Regions from separate parts of the Homo sapiens genome. Here region 1 is linked to region 2. Evidence: chromatin loops called from intact Hi-C (ENCODE). Cell type or tissue: OCI-LY7. All regions are shown on one strand.

Evidence for each region. A loop is a pair of places that touch in the nucleus more often than their neighbours do. Peaks named below come from ENCODE experiments on the same cell type or tissue, not always from the same donor. Only the 100,000 strongest peaks of a DNase experiment are listed, where the experiment ranks them.
Region 1: a loop joins it to region 2, with 9 times the contacts of the local background. A loop is called at or near these places in 2 of 110 quality-filtered maps.

What each region holds. Positions count from the first base shown.
Region 1 is chr2:8,230,171-8,238,170 of GRCh38, forward strand. All of the region lies in intron 7 of LINC00299 (long intergenic non-protein coding RNA 299), which reads right to left. Among named protein-coding and RNA genes, the nearest start is that of LINC00299, 94 kb to the right of the region's middle. In OCI-LY7, no CTCF peak of the experiment used is centred here; DNase peaks (open chromatin) are centred at 1,931, 3,951, 4,301, 4,711 and 1 weaker place; H3K4me3 peaks cover 3,202 bases; H3K27ac peaks cover 6,970 bases.
Region 2 is chr2:8,474,792-8,482,791 of GRCh38, forward strand. No RefSeq gene overlaps it. Among named protein-coding and RNA genes, the nearest start is that of LINC01814, 100 kb to the right of the region's middle. RefSeq lists enhancers at 667-836, 6,716-6,815. In OCI-LY7, no CTCF peak of the experiment used is centred here; DNase peaks (open chromatin) are centred at 800, 3,210, 3,820, 6,780 and 2 weaker places; H3K4me3 peaks cover 5,142 bases; H3K27ac peaks cover 7,889 bases.

The DNA of each region.
Region 1 (8,000 bases), 240 kb before region 2:
CTAGCCAGCAAGTCCATTTTTTAAAGGGAATCTGAACAGCACATCTCTGCATCTGCCAGACAGTAAATAAGACCAAAAAGGCAACAACAAAAGGGGTCTTATGTTCTTCCTCATGAACAACAGAACCTCAGTAACCACTTGAAAAGTTCTTTAACAAGTATAATGTATATAGAAACTTTTTAGGAATTAGAACTACTTTTGATATGTGTGTCATAATAAAATAGTAGCAAATTGAAGTATAAATTATATTCTGGGATATTGATGGATTCCAATATATGTAAATTTCTTACTAAACCAGAAAAGTATAGGAATGTTGGCACTAGATTACTGACATTAATTGGTGTGCAGCAAATAAAACTATATATTTTCTCCATCTCTTCCTGGGGTCACCTTGTATTTGCAAAGGCTCACAATGAGATAATAGGCCAGATTTGTAAAAGGTACTCTCCGTTTTGGCCCAGGCAATTAAACAGAAACACAAAAACTGCCCCCACAATTGCCTAATTGCAGGTGCAATCAGTAACTGGCAGGTGCAATTAGACAGGAACCTCATTCAGGAGCTGTGAGTGACAGATTAGTCAATTATTCAATAGTAGACACAATGATTTTCACATGCAGTTTTGTATTCAAAGCTACTCATAGACTTTAAAATTGATAAATGATGGGTAAGACTCATGAAAAAAGTCTTTCCCAAACTAATTGTCTATCATTACCAAAGAAGAGACTGATTTGATTCTTGACCTCATCTATGAACTTGAGTCAACAAAAGAGAACAGTCCAATCCCTGGCTTAACCCAAATTTCTTAAGAATCCTTTGAAGAATGAGAAATTCAGGATCGTCTTAGACCTTCTAAGGCCTCTCCTCACCTTAGCAGATCTTTAATACTCTTTCTGTCAAAGCACATGACATTGGAGTCAATCTAAAACTTGCCCTGCATGAATCATTTATTCAGCAAAAATTGTGAAGAACCATCTCTGTATCAGGGACTGAGATATGAGTGATAGGACATGATCTCTGCCAAGAGGTAATGAGATGCAATAATTGAAGAGATGTGAGGGCAGAGACAGAAGAGAAGGAACCCCACCCCGCCTAGAGTAGACTGGCAGACTCCATGGGATAGGAGCAGGCATTGGACAGAGTCAAACAACAGGCTTCAATGCAAAGGGGTATATATTTATGTGAGAGTATAATCACCTGTCAATCATCAGGGATAAAATGCCATCTAATAATAGCATATTCCGTTTCACAAATTAAAATGAATAATTCTTCTTTAAAAGGATGATTCTACTACATTGATTAGGGTAAACTAAACGCTTTACTAAATATACCTAAACATAGTTTTGACTCAAATGCCACAGAAATCCATTTAACAAGATAATAGATTTCAAGTCAAATAATCAATAATTTTATCAAGTATAAAAACACTACATACCATAAGTGAAAGACAAAGATCATCAGCCTGAATTTACAAAAAGCACAATCCAACTATATGCTGCTTATAAGAAACATACGTAAGTATAAAAAAACAGAAAGTTTCAAATAAACAAATGGAAAAAAATATACCATGTAAACATTAATTTTAAAAAAGCTATTCTAATCACAGAAATACCAAAGGGTACATTTCATTATGACAACAGGATCAATCCAACGAGAAGACATAACAACCCTAAATGTGAACACACATAATAATATAACCTCAAAATATATAAATTTAAGAATTGGTAGAACTAAAGGCAAAATAAATGAATTCACAATCACAGTTAAAGACCGTGAAACACACCCCAGTAACTGATGAAACAAGCAGCCATAAATATCAGTAGAGACACTGGAAATATGAACAATACAAAAACATGTGATGTAATTAGCATGCATAGAACACTACACCCAACAACTAAAAATACACGTTCTTTTCAAGTGCACTTATTCTAGGGCTAGCTATGACCTACTACTGAGGCATGACGCATTTGGTATCTCTGAATGCCCCAAGCATTCAGTGAGGCCTACTGACTTTGGCTAGATAGAATCTGAACATCTCCCAGACCTATGCCAGCTCTAGGAATCACAGACTTTACATCTTCCCTGTCCTTCTTGCCTGGCATCATGGAATTTCATCCTCTGCATGTTCACTTTAGTGATCAGCAAGGGAACCAAGAGAAAACCAGCACAGATCTCTGGCACTCTTTCCCTGCATGGCTCCTTCTAGTACCCTGTCCCACCAGTTCCAGCATCTCCACCACCTTGAGCCCTGGTCTCTGTCTTCTCAGCTCAGCAACACCACCATTCTCTGCCTGGAATCCTCTCCCTACACTGAGGTTGAGAAAGTGCTTCCAGGCGGGAATCCATGGCTGTTGGTTCACCTCATTTGTTTCCGTTACCTGCAGTCTATACTCCAGGGTCTGACAACAGTTGTTTCATAGAGTTGATTCAATTTTCTACTTGTTTAGAGCAGAATAGTAAGTTTGGGCCCCATTATTTCACTATGGCTGCCTGGGTTTTTTTAATCCCTTTAAAATATTTTATTGATCATTGATGTGTATGGGCTCACTAAACAATTTTGATAGAAGCATTTTTGTCCAGTTTCACCATTCTAGTACTGTTCATTTTTTATATTGCTGAGAATATACTTCATCTTTGTGATGCCATATACAGATCAGCTCACACAAAGTCATTAGGCTATGAAGGGCAGAAATCTTAGAATCTTGCAGTAGTTGAATTCAGATCTAAAAGGGTACTTAAAAGGTCTATTCCAACCCCTCATTTTCAAAAGTGAAGTAGTAGAAACTGACTAATTGTTCATTGAATCTGTTTCCCCTTCTTCCTGGCCAAAACTAGTATGTATTCACCAGCCTGATGTGCAATTAAGTATGGCCATGTTACTCATTGCAGCCAATGAAATGTGAACAGATTCTTCAATTCTTTCTTCATCTACCAGCTCGATTACTGAATGACCATGTGGAAGTCTGGAGAGCAATAAGAACACCCAACTGGCCTTTGTACAAATAGGCATCCTATCTACTTTTAAAGTGTGAAACCACTGGGAGTTGGCAGCTGCTCTTACCTTCATAGATGCATAAATGGGAACTGATGCCCAGAAGGGAAAATGACAGAGTCCATCAGTCTAAGATACTTTTCACACCCAAACTGTTTCCATATTAATTCTATAGCAAGGGCCAAGACCAGGCCTGATGTGTTGTTGAATCATTTTTCAGTACCTACAATAGTGCCTCTTCTTTTTCTTTTCTTTTTTGAGATGGAGTCTCATTCTGTCACCCAGGCTGGAGTGCAGTGGTGCAATCTCAGCTCACTGCAACCTTCACCTCCCGGGTTCAAGCGATTCTCCTGCCTCAGCCTCCCGAGTAGCTGGGACTACAGGCATGTGCCACCATGCCCATCTAATTTTTGTATTTTTAGTAGAGACAGGGTTTCACCATGTTGATCAGGCTGGTCTTGAACTCCTGACCTCTGATGATCCGCCCGCCTCGGTCTCCCAAAATTCTAGGATTACAGGCGTGAGCCACTGCGCCCAGCCAATGGTGCCTTCTTAATGTAGCTTTTCAATTTTTATATACTATATGCCAGTAGAATATGATGAAGGGAAAAAGGCTCATTCCCTTTCCGTATGCCCTAAAATAGCAGGGCCCAATCAGTAAATACCTTCATAACGTTTACCCCAAACATATCTGGCCAAGCACATGAAAGGGAAAAAGATCTTCATCAGAAATTGTAATCCAGAGTAGGCTGGGGGACTTTTTATAGTAGTGGCTATTTGCCCAGGAATTTTTAAAGAAGGGTAAATTATGAAGCTGAGCGAGTAATCAAGTACACCTTCATCTGAAGATTTAAATACCCATAGGTAGTACTCTGTGCAGAACTCACAGATGCCAAAAGTCAATTGTCTCTACCAGATAAGGACCTTGGTCATGTAACTTAGCCTCTGTGCAGCTATCAACTGGTTGCCCTTCAACTCCAAATCCACCTTTCTTTGACCTGCTTTGTAATACTCTAAGACTCGGCGTTGCCCTCTGAATAATGGGACATGACATTGACACTTGCTTTCTCTATGTCAAAGAATTCCTTGAGGATCAAACACAGCTGGGCACCAACGCACTGCATATGGTGTCAACAAATCACCTCTGTGTTATTATCATCAGCACACTCGCCCCAATCCTGGGGAACTATTTCATGTCAATACTTCTCTCACAAGAGGGAATTTCTGTCCCGGAAACATGTCAGCCCTGATGACACACAGTCATATGGAAATAGGAAGCTAACAAGCATTTCTCCTCTCTCCAGTCAAAGCAGCTGTTTCTACACCCTTCTGCTTTTGCACCTGCCCCCAGTGCTGTAAGTTCTATGGAAATTCCACCCTGGTGTCAGCTCCACACTGAGAGGAAGGAAGGAAACTCTTCCTCAGGTCCCTCTGACCACTGTGGGAACCAGTGGTCATCAGGGTTGAAATGTTTCCATGTTCAGGGGATGTAGGATGGTTTTCTCTCCCTCTTCTTTTATTGAAATAAGCTCTCAAGTCCTGTCATGAAAAGGTAAAGCTTTCCTTTACAGGTAAAGTCCTGCAAGACAGGGCTTGAGAGCAGCACCATTTCTGAGGCTATTTATACACCCACAGTGCCCAAGGGTCAGGTGCGGCCATGAGCATAAAGCCAAACGACTGAGCTCTGACAAGGCTGACTGATCACTCTCCGCAGATTAGTTATTTTCAAGGCAAAGAAGTGCAGGTGCATGGCTTCCTGCAACTGAAATGACTTGCCCAGTGAAGACAATGCAGGCACATACGTCGTGCTTCTCTGACACAGCCAGTACAGTGCAGAGAAAGTCTCTAACCACAAGCTGACCAGGCTGTGGCCTTGTGGCCCCGGAGTCCCAGTCTCCCTGCCAAAGCCCAGATTCATGGACCCCACGCAAAAAACAGGTGTGAGGCAGTGAGGGCGGTGAAATGGTCTCTATTGTTTTTATAATAATCTCTTCTCGTTTTCTATACGGCAGCTTTCATTCAGTCCATTAAATGCAATTTCCTGGCATCACCCAAGCTTGAAAGGCCAGATCAAAAGTACAGAGTGTCCCAGCTGTGTGGTCCTCGTTCAGACCGAACATTAACCACAGCCCTTGCAGATGATTTATTCCATTGGAGACATGGAGACACCCTGTGTGCTTCCTCTCTATGGGATTGGCTTTATTGTTCTCCCGGCACTCCAGTTGTGCAGACATTTCCTTCATGTGCTCGTCTCTCCTACAACAAAACAATTTTGCCCCTCCTTTGATTTTACACCTGTAGGGCACATAAATGGGGAGGACCTTGTGGAGCTGGGAGAGCCCATATAGCTCTGACAGACAGACAGACACACTGCCTGCCTCTGTGAAGAAAGTCCCTTTCAACCTCATGTTTTGGGAAATGTAGTAACTCAGAAAGCTGAATTCTGTGCCAATGATCACATTTTAAGATTATATTTAAGGAACCTAAAAGGGAAGATGCAATATGCTTGGTACACAATAGGTGATAAATAAATAGCAATAGTCAAAGTAATGGGGAAGGGCAGGGTGCAGTGGCTCATGCCTGTAATCCCAGCACTTTCGGAGACTGAGGTGAGTGGATTACTTGAGCCCAGGAGTTTGAGACTAGCCTGGGCAATATAGTGAGATGTCATCTCTACAAAAAATTTTAAAATTAGCCAGGCCTGGTGATGTTTGCCTATAGTCCTATCTGCTCGGGAGGCTGAGGCGGGAAGATGGCTTGAGCAAGGAGGATGAAAGTTGCAGTGAGCAGAGATCGTGCACTGCACTCCAACCTGAGAGAGAGAGTGAGACCCTGTCCCAAAACAAACAACAAAACAAAAAACAGGAAAAAAGGTAACGGGCGTTAGAGGAGCATGAGGGCTGAACCAAGGGCCCTGACTGTGACTGCAGCATTGGGCGATGGCCCCTAGCTTCGTTAGAGCCCAGAATCAGTGTTTGTTTATCTTTTAAGTTCATAATCACACTCATCTTTAACATTTTCTTACACCCATAAAGAGGTGGCAGAGGAAAGAGCACTGGACTAAGGGACCAAGTCTAAGGTCCTGTTGCTTTTCCTCCTTAATCAGCTCAAGTCATCTACCCGCTCTGGTCCCTGTCTGTTAAGATCAGGAAGGATAACCCTGACCTCCTACTTCCCAAGGGTTGTGGCAAAAACTAAATGAGACCAGGAAAAAAAAAAAAAAAGGCTTCAAGAAAGGTAAAAACAGTAAGTGGAAAAAGTTGTTTTTATCTATTAAACAAGATAACTAAAAAGTGTAACGAATCGTTTGGCAAAATCTGAATTAGCTCCAGAATCAGAGCTCTCCATGAGGACAATTGCTTTTCCCCTTCAAACACTTGCATGTGGCTATTTCAGCTTTATGGCCCTTGTATGTGGCTACTTCCCTATGACAAAGCCAACCACTCATAGGTAGAACTGCTCCATAAGCAGGCTGTCCATCTTTCCATTTGAGTTTTCCTTGAAGGAAATCAAACCATTTTATCCCATACTTTGAAATGGCTGCTGCAGGGCAGGCAGACTGAGGTGGGGGAAACTTGCATCTGTAGAGAATCTCCAGTGATGTAGCCAGGCCTTCTCTTTCTAGGTCTTTCCTGGATCTAGGAGAAAAACTGAGAGTCTGTCACCTTTAAAAGCCTGAAAAGAAGCAGCATCTACTCTCTCTGAGGGCTACTACCTGAGAGGCTTTGTCTACATACTAAGGTCACCTTTGCCACCCAGGCGTCTTCCTTTTCCTTCTCACAATCTGTCTTTCCACTAAATCCTAATTTACCACCATAACCTGTTTGGGGCCATGCTCTGAGTCCACATTCTTTTTGCAACCTCAGGAAGCTTCTGTACCTCATCTGGGCTTGGGGCTTCATTCTGAAGTTTCCCGTGTATACATGTGACATAAATGTGTACGCTTTTTCTCCTGTTAATCTGCCTCATGGTAGTGATTTTTCTGCAAACCTTTAGGGGGACAACCCTTGAGCCCCACACCCTCCTGGAATTTTCTACCTCCAGAATCAGGTAAACTGCATCCTCTTCCTCCAGTCTGACTCTTTAGTAACAACTAAAGCTTACCAAGATTTGGCTGCCAAGAAACCTCTGCATTTCTGTGGAGTTTCTTGAAGACCCTACTATCAGCAGAACGCATAGGAATGGGGTTATAATGGTAGACCAACAGGCAGTAGGGCAGATATTTTGGCTAGATGAACTGCCCTCTATTCATTCGTGCTCTCAGCAACCTGCTCCTCCTCCAAGAACTCTGAATACAGCCTCATTTCAGGAGAAACTCATTTTCAGGAGTTTTGCTGCTGTCACAAAAACTACTGTCATCTGAAACATTCATAAATAGATTTGCCTGCAATTAAGCGACATGAAATAAATGGTGAGGCCAATGATACCAAGAGAAGAGAAGATGTCATCTGTTTGTTAGTTTTTTTAAACCAATGAAGCCAAAGCTTTGGAATGCCCAAGTAAAAATTCAGTGTGTGCAGTGGAAGGCAGCATGACCCAGTTCTCAAACTTTCTTTGCTCAAAGTGCCCTAGCATCTCTGTAATTTGTTCACAGTGCCCTTGTGCCAAAAGAAATTTCTAATGGTTCCCCTTATTAAGTACTTCTTCGGTTATAAGCGTGTATGTCCTAGGAAGCTAGAAGCCATTTGAAAAATAAGACACAAATTGAAAGAAAAGAGGCCATTTTTATTTCATTCTAAAATAGTTATTTACTAATAGCTGTATATATCCTTAGGGCCCCACACAACTTCTCAATCCCTGGACTCAGAGTGGACATTGCTACTCTCATTTCCAGTTTCATACTGATTTTTCCACAATAGGGACTTTTTATCTAAGCCACTTCCAAAAATCCAGCTTTGCAAAGGTATGTTATTAAAAGGAATACAGCAGGACCCACTGTTGAGACTGAACCATCTCAACTAGTAGTCCACACACTGCCTGACAGATGTTGAGTAGCACTGTGTTTCCCTA
Region 2 (8,000 bases):
AGGTAAGAGAATCGCTTGAACCTGGGAGGCGGAGGGTGCAGTGAGCCAAGATTGTGCCACTGCACTCCAGCCTGGGTGACAGAGCAAGACTCTGTCTCAAAAAAAAAAAAAAAAAAAAAAAAGAGAGAGAATCAAAGAAGGGGATGTGGGAAAAGCCTTTGGCCCATAGTAGGTCTTCAACAGAAGGGAGCACACTTTGGTGAGAGCCTGAAAGGTTAGCGACCTATAGCTAGGCTTCTAAACAGAAACCCCAAGAATGGGATTCCCCATGGCAGCCAGGAACCCCTGCAGCCTGCAAGGTGTGTATATGGCCCAATGGGCCCACCATGGAAAAGAGCACCACCCCCTGCCCTAATTAGCCTCAGGCGCTGAGGGCCCTTAAAGAATTGTGAGAGATCTCTGATGCACAAATTAGATGCATTTGCCAAAGGAAGTTACAATGTTTAGCTTTCCTTCTACTTCCAGAATCAAGTGCTCCAAATAAACACTTCCAAAAGTGCAGGCCTAATGGCTGCATTAGGTGCTAACAAATCGTTAAAAGGTGGATGATTTTTTCTCGTGGTTTCTCACCCAACTCCCCCCAGCAGGCTTCCTCAAATGATTGATGGTCTCCATGGCAACCGTGGAAGTCCTGCTCACCTGAATTCCCCAACCCCGTCACTCAACCAGTTTGCAGGACAGTCGGGACTGCACTGAGCCCTCCGGGATCCCTGAACAAAGGTTATTTTGAAATAGCTTACGTGGCCAGGAGGTGAGTACTTTGTTCCTGAAACCAGGTGCTGAGATGACAAATACTTCCCCTTAACGGTTGGGGCTTCATCAGACAGGGGACCGTAGGTCTGATGTACATTAGAATAATCAGATGAATTGAAACAAGGAAGAGCATCAACCAGGCTATAGGCCTGTGAGCAATTTCTGTAGAAATGTAAGCCAAAGAAGTGATGTTAGGCTCCACAAGTAGCCATTGTTTGTAACATTTCTGCAATAGCACCACCTGAAAAAGCAGCCACTTATTGTCAGGGCTCTTAAAAAAAAAATAAATACTTCCCTAAAATCAGCGCAGCACACGTCAGTATAACGGCTGTCACCTGCTAGCTGTTTGGACCGTGCTAAAACCTTTTTCCATATTCAAAAAGGTTGTTTCAACTACATTTAAGCAGGAAAAATCAATGAGGGAAAATCACAAACTGGATCCGGCTACAAGGAGCTCAGAGAGGAGAAAATCAGGCTTTCCCAGCCTGCAGAGCTCCCTGCCAGACAAATGACAATGACAGGGACTGAAATTAAAAGAGAAGGGACACAACGCCCTTTCCACTTAACTCCAAGGGCAAGCTCTTTTGGTTTGCAGCTACATTTGCCAACCCCTCACCTAGGATTCTCCCGAGAGATATAGGAGACATTTCCAGACTCTCAAAGGAGCCCATAAAATTGCTTTAGAAATGGGACTAACCTTTTGCAAGGTGAGAAGTCTGCCTTCATTACATATCTTAGGAAAAAAAAATAACTATGAGAAGCAAGACTCGAAATCTACCACAAGAAAACACCAACAACAAACGGAATTAATAACTCTGAACACCAAAGAATGTACCTGCTCTTTCATTCAACCAGCTTTTATTAAACTATTACCTACCAGACACTGTGGGAGTTACTGGGATGTTGGGGTGTATAATTCTGGATCTGTGCCCTGGAGGAGCTTGTATGGGAAAGACAGACACTAAACAAACAGTTGCGACACCGTGGACTAGCCCTGTGCCAACAGCAGGAATGAGGTGATATGGGAGCCAATTCACCCACTTGGAGGCTCAAGAACAGGGGGATTTTGCCAGATGCAGCAGGGTGATGATAGGATTAGACAGGATGATAATGGAAGTCCAGAAATGTGAGTTACAGCCTGTAATCCCAGCACTTTGGGAGGCCGAGGCGGGTGGATCATGAGGTCAGGAGATCGAGACCATCCTGGCTAACAAGGTGAAACCCCGTCTCTACTAAAAATACAAAAAATTAGCCGGGCGCGGTGGCGGGCGCCTGTAGTCCCAGCTACTCGGGAGGCTGAGGCAGGAGAATGGCGTGAACCCGGGAAGCGGAGCTTGCAGTGAGCCGAGATTGCGCCACTGCAGTCCGCAGTCCGGCCTGGGCAACAGAGCGAGACTCCGTCTCAAAAAAAAAAAAAAAAAAAAAAAAGAAATGTGAGTTACAGCCACACCTTAAGGCACACCTCTCACTTCCTTAGTGCCCTATGAGAATGCCTGGCCCCTACGGCTGCAGAGCAGTACAAAGGTTAACGAGATGTGGGAAACCACTCAGAATTTTTATGCTAAAGTCATTACATTTGAGAGCGATTTCATATTGGCTGGACTTTGGTCTCAGTCAATATGATTTCATCTGGCACCATTTATGTTACCAACTTAAACTGGCTGCTATTTCCCCAAAAAAGTATTTCCCTAAAAATCTTCACATATATGTCTGCCTTTTCATCAATTAAGGAGTATTTACTGCACACCTCCATGTGTTCATATCCTATTTGACATCTATAAATGAATCTTAAAAAGTGCAACTAAGCAAGCGTGTATCAGTGGCATCCATCTTCTGGTTTTCCTTTTCATTTTGATTGGTTTGCTATTCAATATGTACGTGCAATTTTTTTCTTCAAGAAAGGATTCAGCCTATCACACTTGTCTGTGTTTTTGGTTTCTGTGGAAAGAGCCTAACATGCAGTGGACACCAGGATAATGGCATTTGGCAACAGAGGTCAATGCTACCTGTGGGGACTGGGGTTTCACTATCCCCAGGAAATGGACCTACATGTTAACAAGGAAAGTTTGCCATTTACCGGGCTTCTGATGGTAACAGATTTGAGAGAACTAGCTGGTGAGTGGCACCAACAAGAAGTCAGCGATCCATCCGGGGTGGCCCAGGCTCAGCCACACAAGAGAAACTGCACTGTCCTCTGCACCCACGTCTGACATTGGTCCTCCCGTGAAGCTTCATGGGGGTGAGGACCAATGCTCCAGGGAACTCCTCCAACACACAGGATCGGGCCCTCCCCCTCCTCATCTGAGTTATATCTGGGCTCTCTTTTTCTTTAAGGGGACAAAGGAGAAAGAATGCCAAGCTTACTGGTGCATTAAATGATTGAGAAATGTTTGCCATTTAAAGCTGTTTCACTTCCTGCCTGATACCACAAAGAAGCTTTTTAATGAAGTTAGCCTTTGCCTTTCTCAATGCCACTATGCGCCTGGCTTGTTTTGCCCACTTTCTGTTTTCAAAGCTAGGTATGATCAGGAAACACGTGGTTTCTATTGTTTCAAACAAGTAAATTTCAATTCAGTCAATTTAGGGGAAAAAGTCAGGGGGCGTCCAAAGGACAGGGTAGAGGGGCGGAGCATACGAGGATGGCCGAGGGGGCACAGACAGCAGGCAGCGGGGTCCAGGTCTTCACCCTGCTCTGAAGGGGCCTGGCTGCCCTAAGTCAGCCCAGGCTCCCACGGGAAGCTGAGCCCTCAGGCTTGGGGGGTACTATGGGCTCCCAGAGTAGGGCCCCCCTCATTCCACACGTGCCCTTGCTGACTAAACCCTAAGCCCCAGGGTTGGCACATGACTTTCCACAGCTACAGCCAAAAAGACAAACACCACAAATTGCTTCGTGACCCCTTGTCAAGAGTGCTCCCAAAATGAGAAAATCTATACCACAAGAGTCCTACCACTGGGACACAGCCAACTTCAGGACCAGCACGAAAGCCCTGGCCAAACCATCCTGCTGCTACTAAAGTATGAGTTGTCCATATGACTGACAGAATCTCTGGTTTAAAGTAACTGTGGCTACTGCTTCTTCAGTGCTTATGGGCATGTCGGGTACTTAGCACTTGGTGTACGCCTATTCATTTAATCTTCCCAGCATCTTGCAAGACAGGTGTCGCTATCTCTTTTTACAGATGAGGAAACAGAGACAGAAAGAAGCTAAGGAATTCCAAGGTATCTGGGTCAGCTGCTGATGCAGCCCTACCCAAGGTGTGAGAATGTAAGTCCATGCTCTGTATTACCAAGTACAGTGTTCCAGGGTTTTCTGTTCTGCCCCCACCTCCACCCCCAGCCAATACCTATGTTTGAAAAAGGCCCGTTTCTAGCAGCGTGTTCATATTTATTCATTAAGTACTTATGAAGGGTCCACTGTTGGTCAGGTCCTGGAGATAAAGAGATGAATATCATGGTATCTGTCTTCTACACGTGTACTCTCCAGTACCCTCCACGATGGTGCCACTAGCCACATGTGTCTATTGATTGCTCAAAATTTGACTAATATGAATTGAAATACGTAAAGTGTAAAATACACACCAGGCTTCAAAATCTTCTTATGAAAAAAGTGTAAAATATCTTAATCATGTTTCTATTGAATCTTATTGAATCTATGTTAAAATTATATTTTAATATATGGATTAACTAAAATCATTTTTATTTCCATGCATTTCTTTTCCTTTTTAAAACGTGGCTGCTAGATAGTTTGAAGTGACCTACGTGGCTCACGTTCCATTTTTATCGGATTGCACTGCGCTAGAGGCACATGTCTGGAGAGGAGGAGACGTGAACAGAGCTGTCCCCATGGCCCAGGCAGGCAAGGAAAGCAAAGGAAGCATGAAGGGAGGCCAGAGGAAAGCAAGGGAAATGCCACGCCTGCCTTACGAGCTCCGACAGGGAAGTCGAGCCCTCTTATCAGTGGTCTAGTTGACTGGAGAGATAATCTACCACGCTCGCCAGCCTGTTCTGGAGAGACTCAATGACAACCCTATCACGTTAGAGGACCTGGCTCAGCAGTAGAACACAGGCTGGCAGCAGAGACTGTGGGATTCAGCTCTGGACACCAGCACCAGCTCAGATGGGAGCTCTGCTGTGGTTTTCACTTTGCTCTGGCTTTATTTTTATCAAAAGTATTCCAGGCCCCAAACCTCCCTCCTTAAACTTCCAGGAGAGGTTCAAAAATCCCACCTGCCTTATTTATGTAAACCATTCCTCTCCCCTCAGCCCCTTGGCAGCTCGTGATATACACTCTTTGTTGCTTACTCAGTGTCCACTCCTCTGTCGTATCTTACTGGAAGAAGCCCATTTGGGTTCAGAAAAGCCATGGGTCCAGCAGCCCCAGGCGATGGGTCCTGATCCTCTGTCTAAGCCAGTCTTGATAATTTCACTCCTCACTGCCCAGCCTGCCCTGAAGTTAGGGGTGGGCTGTCACTCAGTTCTGACATGACACCAAGGCCAGAGACTGCTTTGGGGCCAGTGTCTAGAAAACTTTGGATTCTTGGTAAAATGAGACAGATGAGGTTCAAAATGTCTCTCCTGCCCCAAACATCTTCATTCTGCCCCAGACGTGACCACTGCAGCTCCAACAGCCATATTGCAAACAAGAGAAGAATTCTAAGAAAACTGCAGAAGGTTAGTGCTAATATCACCGAGTTTATGAACCAGCACCAGTAACCACTGACCTCCAGTCTTCCTGTTACATGAGGAAAAATAAACTCCTCATTACTTAAAAGCCATAGAGTCAAGCAGTCAGATATGCTGTTACTTGCAGCCTTTGACATATACAAACCAAATATAAAGCGGGAAAATCGTTTGTCCAAAAATGTAGACTGTTCCAAAGAAACTCAACATCAACATCAACCACTTCCCACATCACTCTCTGCCTGATATTTAAGCACATTTTAATCACAATTCCCAGGGAACTCTGTGTGTTCTTCTCCTTTGAATGTATTGCGTCCATATAAGAGGTGGGAAAACTAGTAGTTATGGTTGAAGACCTACACGTGGCATTCTTAATTCTATATAAACCTCACAGTTCCAGGAAAGTTTCTCTCCACCTATGCAACATGTATAATTTTTTCACTCCCCAATGTACAAGAAATTACAGGGAATATTTTATTGTTCCTCAAAAAATTAATATGGTCATTGTCATTTAATATGGTTTAAATTTTTTAAAATTTTAAAATTTTTTTTAAAGTGTTTCTTCCTCCCCAGACACTATTTGGCTGCCTACTCAGTGACAAGTCCCTGCCAGACCCGGTGATTCAAAGCCCAGTTTTGCTCAGGTGTGGACAGCCCTGGGCTTGGGGTGACCAGGGCCCTCCCTGGCCCTAGGGAGTAAGTCCTCATTCATCCAAGCTGATCGTAGCAATTCCCTTCTCCTTGATGAGACAGGTTTGGGAAAAAACATAAGGCATAATTCTGGCTAACAAGCTGAGAGAGGAAGTCCGCTGGGAAACTTCTGAGGAAGCTCCTTCCTCTGAAAATGAGGCATTCACACGGGCCAGGCTGCAGGCACCACAGATCTGAAGCTGCGGTCACTCAACACAGAGATGCCTGTTATGCTCGTGTGAGAGTCCAGGGCAGTTCCAAGTGGCTGGGACAAGGGAGCAGTGGGCACAGGGAGCTCTGCTCCATGCAGTTATTGAGACTCAAGCACAGGCTGTACCATCTTCAAAACCTGGCTTCCACAGTTGCCCTGATGGTCAGACCCCAATTAACCAAAGGGGGAAAGAGCCTGGTCTGCTGTCCTTGGCAGCATCTCCTAGAAGGACAACTTAGTGACCCCAGGAACAGTTGCATTGTTGTTGGATGACAGCAGTAAAAGTGCACAACATACCGCCCTGCTGAAATCGAGAATTCTTTGCACCACCTGAACCAAGCTCATGTGTTTTAAAGACTCCTGCACAGAGACGCTTCTGGGCTGGGCATGCAGATGGCTTTCACCCTCCATCCATCAGACTCAGCCACATGGCCATGCCTGACCGCAGGGGAGGCTGGAAGATATGGTCTGGCTGTGTGTGCAGAAAGAAAAGGAAACAGCTTTGGTGCAAAAATGAAAATGCAGAGTGCCATGTTCATAATTACTAAGAATTTCCAAACAGAGGCAGCAGAGCATTACATCAGTGTAGGACCCTTCTCGGCGTGGGTTCTGTGTGGCTGCACGGTTAAACACTCAATTCAGGCCTGGACAGAGGAGGTGCTTGTCATATGGCAGCCAGCACCATCTCCTCCCTTCCTGACCCACCATGTACCTCCAGCCCATGCTACCTGTTTTCCCATTCACATTCTATCTTACGTCATCTTTCCCCATAGCTCCTTGTGGTCAGGAACCACATCACATGCCTGAGTGCACATAGGCACTTTGAGTGACTAAAGGTATCCCCAAATCAAATTGATTCTAAGTGTTCAGGGTAACAATTTCATGATGCAAAAGAAAGCACACAGATTTGAAGGTTTGATGTGGCTTTGACAGGAGTAACTAAAATCAGTTTAGCAAATCAGATTAAATTTGTGGCCCGTTTTCCTTGACAGCATCTCCTAAAAGTACAGCTTAATGACTCCATGAACAGTTGCATTTTTATTGGATGATAGTAGTAAAAGTGCACAAAATATCTCTCTGCTGAAATAGAGAATTCTTTGGCACCACCTGAACCAAGCTCATTTGTGTGTTTTAAAACAATTTGCATTTGGCCTCATGCTATGTTGTTCTTGCCTGCATGGCCCTGATGGTGCCAGTGTGGGATGATTCTGCAATGGTACGTACTCCTATAGCCAGGATGGCCCACAAGCCCTGTCACCCAGACATCCTCCTTTCCAGCCAGGTCACCTAACAGTGACAGCAGTGGTTTCCCGAAAGGGGTACAGTCCAGTGCAAACCTGGCAGTTTCCAGGCACTTAAAAGTCCAGAAGGAGGGAACCAGCTGCAAAGGGAGGGCCCAGGCCACACCAGGCTCTGAGCTTCCAGGTGAACACCCAGCTGTTCATTATGTTGTGATGATGATGGTGATGGTGATAATGATGGTGATGGTGATGATGATGGTGACAGTGATAGTGATAGTGACGGTGATGATGGTGATGGTGAGGATGATGCTAATGTTAGCCTCCTCTCAAGTTTATCATTCCCTCATTGAGTCAATTTGTATTTGCAACTGTTTATTGACTTTTCCACTCAGCAGGTGCACCTGGACATCGGGGTCGCTGAAGGC